2 separate regions of the Homo sapiens genome follow, and region 1 is linked to region 2. Evidence: read pairs that join two places in POLR2A ChIA-PET (ENCODE). Cell type or tissue: PC-9. All regions are shown on one strand. Each heading gives the region's core, and the rest is flanking DNA. Links, peaks and the distances in the headings are about the cores only. Region 1 holds the start of LOC105378861 (a long non-coding RNA gene). Region 2 overlaps SLC44A3-AS1 (SLC44A3 antisense RNA 1).

Region 1 (2,923 bases), core at 231-2,730, 54 kb before region 2:
GCTCTTTGACTGTGCCAAGCACACTCGTGCCCCATTCGCTTCTCCCCTTGTGCTAGAGCTCTTTCCCCAACATCTTCCCATGGTTTACCTTGAACTTCCTGCACAATGTCATTCCTCAGAGAGGCCTTCCTGGAGTACTCTATATAAAATAGCCCTCAAAGAGGGCTTCTCTTAAGGCCCCTTCTCATGACCCTATAGTTTCATCCTCTTCTTACCCACTTTATTGCTTTTCATAGCACTTGTTTGTTAGCTAGTTTATTTTCTACCTCCCTCAGCCCCACACCACACAAGGTGAGCTCCATGAAAGGAGGGACTTCCTCTGTTTCATTCGGAGGCACTGGGGACCCAGCAATAGAATCTGGAACACAGTAGGTGCTCAACAAATATTGGTAAGTGAAAGAATAAAGGAATGAATCCAATTTTGGTGAGAGATGCTTCTGAGTATTATGGGTTCCCACAACAATAATAGATTTATATCTAAGGTCCTTATTTGAGCTTAGTTCTCAAACCAAGCAACTGTTTTCCCAGTGGTAAATACTCCCCTGAACAGAAACGCAATGGCCATGCATTCATCCAGGTCATTCAGCTCTGCTTGGTGTCTCGCTTCCTGATCCCCTTATTGCACTTCTTATTAGTGCAGCCATTATCTCACCTTTTGCAGGCCAGATCAGACATGCTTTGTTTTATTTGATGAATTGTAAATCGATAGTCATCTCACACAGCAGTTCCCAACCTTTTTGGCACCAGGGACTGGTTTCATGTGAGACAACTTTTCCACAGACTGGGGTTGGTGGGGCGATCTTTTCGGGATGATTCGAGTGCATTGGGTTTATTGTGCACTTTATTTCTATTATTATTACATTATAATATATAATGAAATAATTATACAACTCACCATAATGTAGCATCAGTGGGACCCCAGTCCCACCTGGGGGTGACGGGAGACAGTGACAGATCATCAGGCATTAGACTCTCATAAGGAGCGGGCAACCTAGATCCTGCACGTGCACAGTTCACAACAGAGTTTGCACTCCATGAGATTCTAATGTGACAGCTGATCTGACAGGAGTCGGAGCTCATGCAGTAATGCAATTGAAGGGGAGTGGCTGTAAACACAGAAGAAGCTTTGTTCGCTCGCCCACCACTCTCCTCCTACTGTGTAGCCCAGTTCCTAACAGGCCATGGACTGGTATCAGTTGATGGCCCAGTGGTGGGGGATCCCTGTTCTAACTAATCCTACACGTGTTGCTTTGCTCATGGCTCCTGCTTACAGCACCTCGAGTTGCTTAAAACTAGATAAACAATCTCTGTTAAGGAAGTCCAGCCTTCCTTGTGACTATCCGGTTGTCCTTCTCTTTAATAGTATGCACACATTCCCTTCAGAAACTCAGGGAGGATCCCTGGCATTTGTGTTTGGGCATTGGAATTCACACTAATTTCCCTGTCCAGGTTGGGTGCTCACAGCCATGAGGAGTGGCTAAGTAAACATCTGCTCTCGGCAGGGCCCTCTGAGATCAGGCACAGCCATCAACAGTGGCTGCATGCCTCTCATGCTTCTGAGTTACGTTTGTCCTGCTTCTGAGAAGATCAGCCACTTCAGAATGAACCAATTAATACAATCGCTAGGTGCCCTCCTGTAGTACCTCTGTGAGGTTTGAAGGACTTGCCCTGATGAACCTCCACTTCCCTGTAATTCCCTATAAGATCTGCAGCACAAAGCTGTGAAGGTGCTGGTCAGGGGTGGAATGCAACTGATGCTGTCACCAGACTCTAATCCCAATATCTCCCAGATATTCCACAGATACCACATTCTAACCAGAATAATCTGCATCATCTAAAGGGTTTATGATATGTGGCTGTGGGACTGGACCAATATGAGCCCACAGAAGCCTGCATACTTGGAACCACTTGGTGGGATCAATGTCATTAGGAGACACAACTATAAATGCTGTCATTCAACCCAGCTTGAATGAATAACAAAGAACATGCTCCAGGAGGATAAAGAACAGAGCATCTCCTTGGTAAGTATTCTAAATATATAATATAAGTATCATGAATTCTGATTAGTTGTAAGATAAAGCTAAAAAATCTTTTTTATATGAACATAGAAAAGTATAATGGCCGTTGCGAACTATGTCAGAATTATGCAAATTATTTAGAATTTATTAAAGGCTGTGTGACCCATTTTCTTTTTGTTGTTGTTGTTGTTGTTGTTTTGTTTTTATTGCATGGCAGAGTCCAGGCTCAAATGTCACTTCTTCAGAGAGGCTTTCCCTGACCATCCTAGGCAAAGGTCTTCCCTGTTATTTTCTGTCCTGTACACCGTTTTTGTCTTTAATAGCATGTATTGTAAGTTATAACAATACATTTGTTTTCTTGTTTCTTACCTGTGTTCCTGACAAGATTAGAAACTCCACAAAGGCAACAGAACAGGTTTATTTTATTCACCCTTATATACTCAGGAACAGGTACCATACTTGGCCCATGAAGTACTTAAAAATATTAATTGAATGAATGATTTAGTGACAGTCTTTCAACAAATATCCCTAAACAAAAGCGACTAAATCAAGATAAAGTATCATCATTATCAACAGTGAAATTGATATCACTGCTGTCAATATCAATTTCAAAAGTCTAAATTATTTTGAAAGAGGCAGTTGACTAATGCAATCTAGGAGTTAAAACAGGTTAATTCTTGAAAGGTCCTTTATTCTAACTGGGCAAATAATATTTTGTGTTCTAGAATGTTACATTCATGTAATACTGATTTATCAAAGTTTGTAAACTTTGCCAAGCTTTATCCAGAGAGGACAAGAGCAGTGAGGATGTTGGCTTAACTAGATCCAGGAGTGTGAGCTAATGTTAGATTAGAGGTCAATTAATGGATGACTCTACCTGCCAGATTAGGACATCAAGCTTCATT
Region 2 (2,923 bases), core at 269-2,768:
AGAAATTTGAAAAAAGTAGTGTAATGGTGAAGAAGAGAACAGTCATTGGTGTTCTGGATTAAAGTCCTAGCTCTACCCACCTAATGCAGTGGACAAATTACTTGACCTCTCTTATCCTCAGGAGTCTCAGCTATATAGTAGGAATAATAATATTACTTATGACAGGGGGTTTTGGAAAGGATTATGTAAAATAAAATAAGTGAAGAATTGAGCTAATTCCTGGCATATAGTAGTCACTTAACATATTGTAATTATGATGATGGTTTTTCCTACAGAAAGAATGGACACTTGAGAAAATAAAGGTTTTGTTGGGGAGGGGAAGAAGGAAGGGAGGAAAGATGAGCCTAAAGAAGTAAAAACATTTTTTCCAATTACAAATTTATTAACCCCTAAAATAATGTTATAGTTTCAGAGAAAATTAGAAGCATAGAAAAAAAAAAGCAAGATTGTGGTGACATATATGTAATTAACTGAACAAGCAGGAAGAATTCAAAAGCATTTGAATTGAGATCCTAGAATTCATAGCTGGTCTCCCTGCCCACCAAGAAGGCATGTTAATCTGGATTCTTTAGAGATAATAGAAATGTCTTAAATTCCTTTGGGTGCAGTAAAATGGCCCTAGCTTGCACTAGCCCCATTGAAAGGTAGAGATTAAATTGAAGATAACCAAGCACCTGTCATTCTTCCCACTGCCTTCTGGATCACTACAAAGAAATAAGGATTTGTCTTTTCAAAGAGCAGGAGAGCAGTAGCTCATGAGGCAGTGTTGATTGACGGTTCATGCTCGAAGAAAGGTATGAGTGCTGCACTCAATTTTAACTTAAAAAAAAATCTGAGACTTGTATTTCCTGTTAGAAAGCTCTGCAGAGGGGTGTGTCCAAGGATTCTGGAGAATTAATGACAGACATATGGGTAGCTTCTTAGCGACACAGGAGGAGATGAGATGCACGTATGCCGTGTGTTAGGGGGGTAATGGGTGCTTGGATTGAAACTCGTCTGCTGTTTGCTGAGCCCCACTCCTCCTTCAGAGTCGCTTTCAGGCCTCCATTTCTCCATGAAGCACTTTTAACACTGATCCACACTAAAAATAATGACAATAGCATATTAGTAACAATAGTAATTACCATTTATTCAATGCCTACCAGTTGCTAGGCACTATGCTAGGAGTTTAACATATAATATCTATTTCTTAACAATAATCCGATCCTAAAAACAATCCAACAAGCTTTATGCGTATTACCTCTGATTTTTATAACGAGTAAGATAAGTTTTATTATCCTTGCTTCACAGATGAGGAAATAGGCTTAGAGAGGTTGTAGTGTGCCCAAGTCCTCACAGCCTGTTGCAGACACAGCTGGCATTGGACACTTTCCTGAGGGCAAGGGTCTGGATGTGCACATCTTTTGTAGCCCTCATAGCACAGCCCTCAGTCCCTCTTGTTCTGCAAAAGGTCCTCAGCATATGTTATATGATTATGTGATTCTGTCAAAGGTGTTCAAATGAGAGTGACTCCATCTTGAATAGGGGCTGGGTAAAATAAGGCTGAGACCTACTGGGCTGCATTCCCAAGTGGTTAGGCATTAGGCATTCTTAGTCACAGAATGGGATAGGAGGTCGGCACAAGATACAGGTCACGAAGACCTTGCTGATTAAGCAGGATGTGGTAAGGAAGCTGGCCAAAATCTGCCAAAACCAAGATGGCAATGAAAGTGACCTCTGCTCATCTTCACTGCTCATTATACGCTGATTATAATACATTAGCATGCTAAAAGACACTCCCACCAGTGCCATGAAGTTTACAAATGACATGGCAACATCAGGAAGTTACCCTATTTGGTCTAAAAGGGAGAGGAACCCTCAGTTTCAAGAATTGCCCACCTCTTTCCCGGAAAACTCATGAATAATCCACACTTTGTTGCATATAATCAAGAAATAACTATAAGTATACTCAGTGGAGCAGCCCGTGCTGCTACTCTGCCTATGGAGTAGCCATTCTTTATTCCTTTACTTTTCTAATAAACTTGCTTTCACTTTGTGGAAATGCCCCGAATTCTTTCTTGCCCAAGGTCCAAGAGTCCTCTCTTGGGGTCTAAATTAGGATCCCTTTCTGGTAACACTTCAAATAAATATTTGCCATCTACATTTAGGGGTGGTACTATGGTGTGTGTACATCCTGGGGCTGGTATACAGGGAACCTGGATGTGGTCTCTGAGAGAGCTCGAGGCACCGGCATCCACTAGCCACGTGCTGCCAGCAGCTGGGCTGCCTGCCTCTCGCCATACTCATCCACATCCCAGAAAATGCCAGGATTTAGAGCCGGAGCTGACCACTCACACCATCTGGACCATCCCCATCTATAAATCTACACATATAGGGTCTTTTTTGAGTGAGACTCAGAGAGCGTGAGTCAACCAAGTTCATATAGCTAAAAGTGGCAGGGTTGGGACATGAATGCAGGTCACCTCCTAAACCTTCATCCCACCCTTTTCCATGATACAACAGCAAGGCAGGGCATGAGGGAATGTCAGAGCAGAAGATGGCCCTGGCTGAGCTGTCCATGGTGGCGGTCTTTCAGGGAACCCGCCCCGAAAATCACATAGGTTCTTTTCTGTTTTCCTAAGCATCTGCTGGCTTGAGAAATAAAGGGACAAAGTACAAAAGAGAGAAATTTTAAAGCTGGGCATCCACGGGGGACATCACACGTTGGTAGGATCCGTGATGCCACAAAACCAGCCAGTTTTTATTAGGGAAGTTTTTATTAGGGATTTTCAAAAGGGGAGGGAGTGTGCAAATAGGTGTGGGTGACAGACATCAAGTACTTAACAGGGTAATAGAATATCACAAGGCAAGTGGAGGCAGGGGGAGATCACAGGACCATAAGACTGAGGTGAAATTAAAATTGCTAATGAAGTTTCGGGCACCA

What was found. Peaks named below come from ENCODE experiments on the same cell type or tissue, not always from the same donor. Only the 100,000 strongest peaks of a DNase experiment are listed, where the experiment ranks them.
Region 1: POLR2A ChIA-PET joins it to region 2 with 20 read pairs; 2 of 35 experiments call an interaction of 5 or more read pairs at or near these places.

What each region holds. Positions count from the first base shown.
Region 1 is chr1:94,561,593-94,564,515 of GRCh38, forward strand. LOC105378861 (a long non-coding RNA gene) reads left to right here and starts at 1,511. Exons shown (of 3, transcript XR_001738160.3): 1 at 1,511-2,021. In PC-9, for the core only: no CTCF peak of the experiment used is centred there; a DNase peak (open chromatin) is centred at 1,429; H3K27ac peaks cover 1,146 bases.
Region 2 is chr1:94,615,991-94,618,913 of GRCh38, forward strand. It overlaps SLC44A3-AS1 (SLC44A3 antisense RNA 1), which reads right to left. Exons shown (of 6, transcript NR_160780.1): 6 at 362-1,081. All of the region lies in intron 1 of LOC105378861 (a long non-coding RNA gene), which reads left to right. Among named protein-coding and RNA genes, the nearest start is that of MIR12133, 74 kb to the left of the region's middle. In PC-9, for the core only: no CTCF peak of the experiment used is centred there; DNase peaks (open chromatin) are centred at 691 and 1,611; H3K27ac peaks cover 2,049 bases.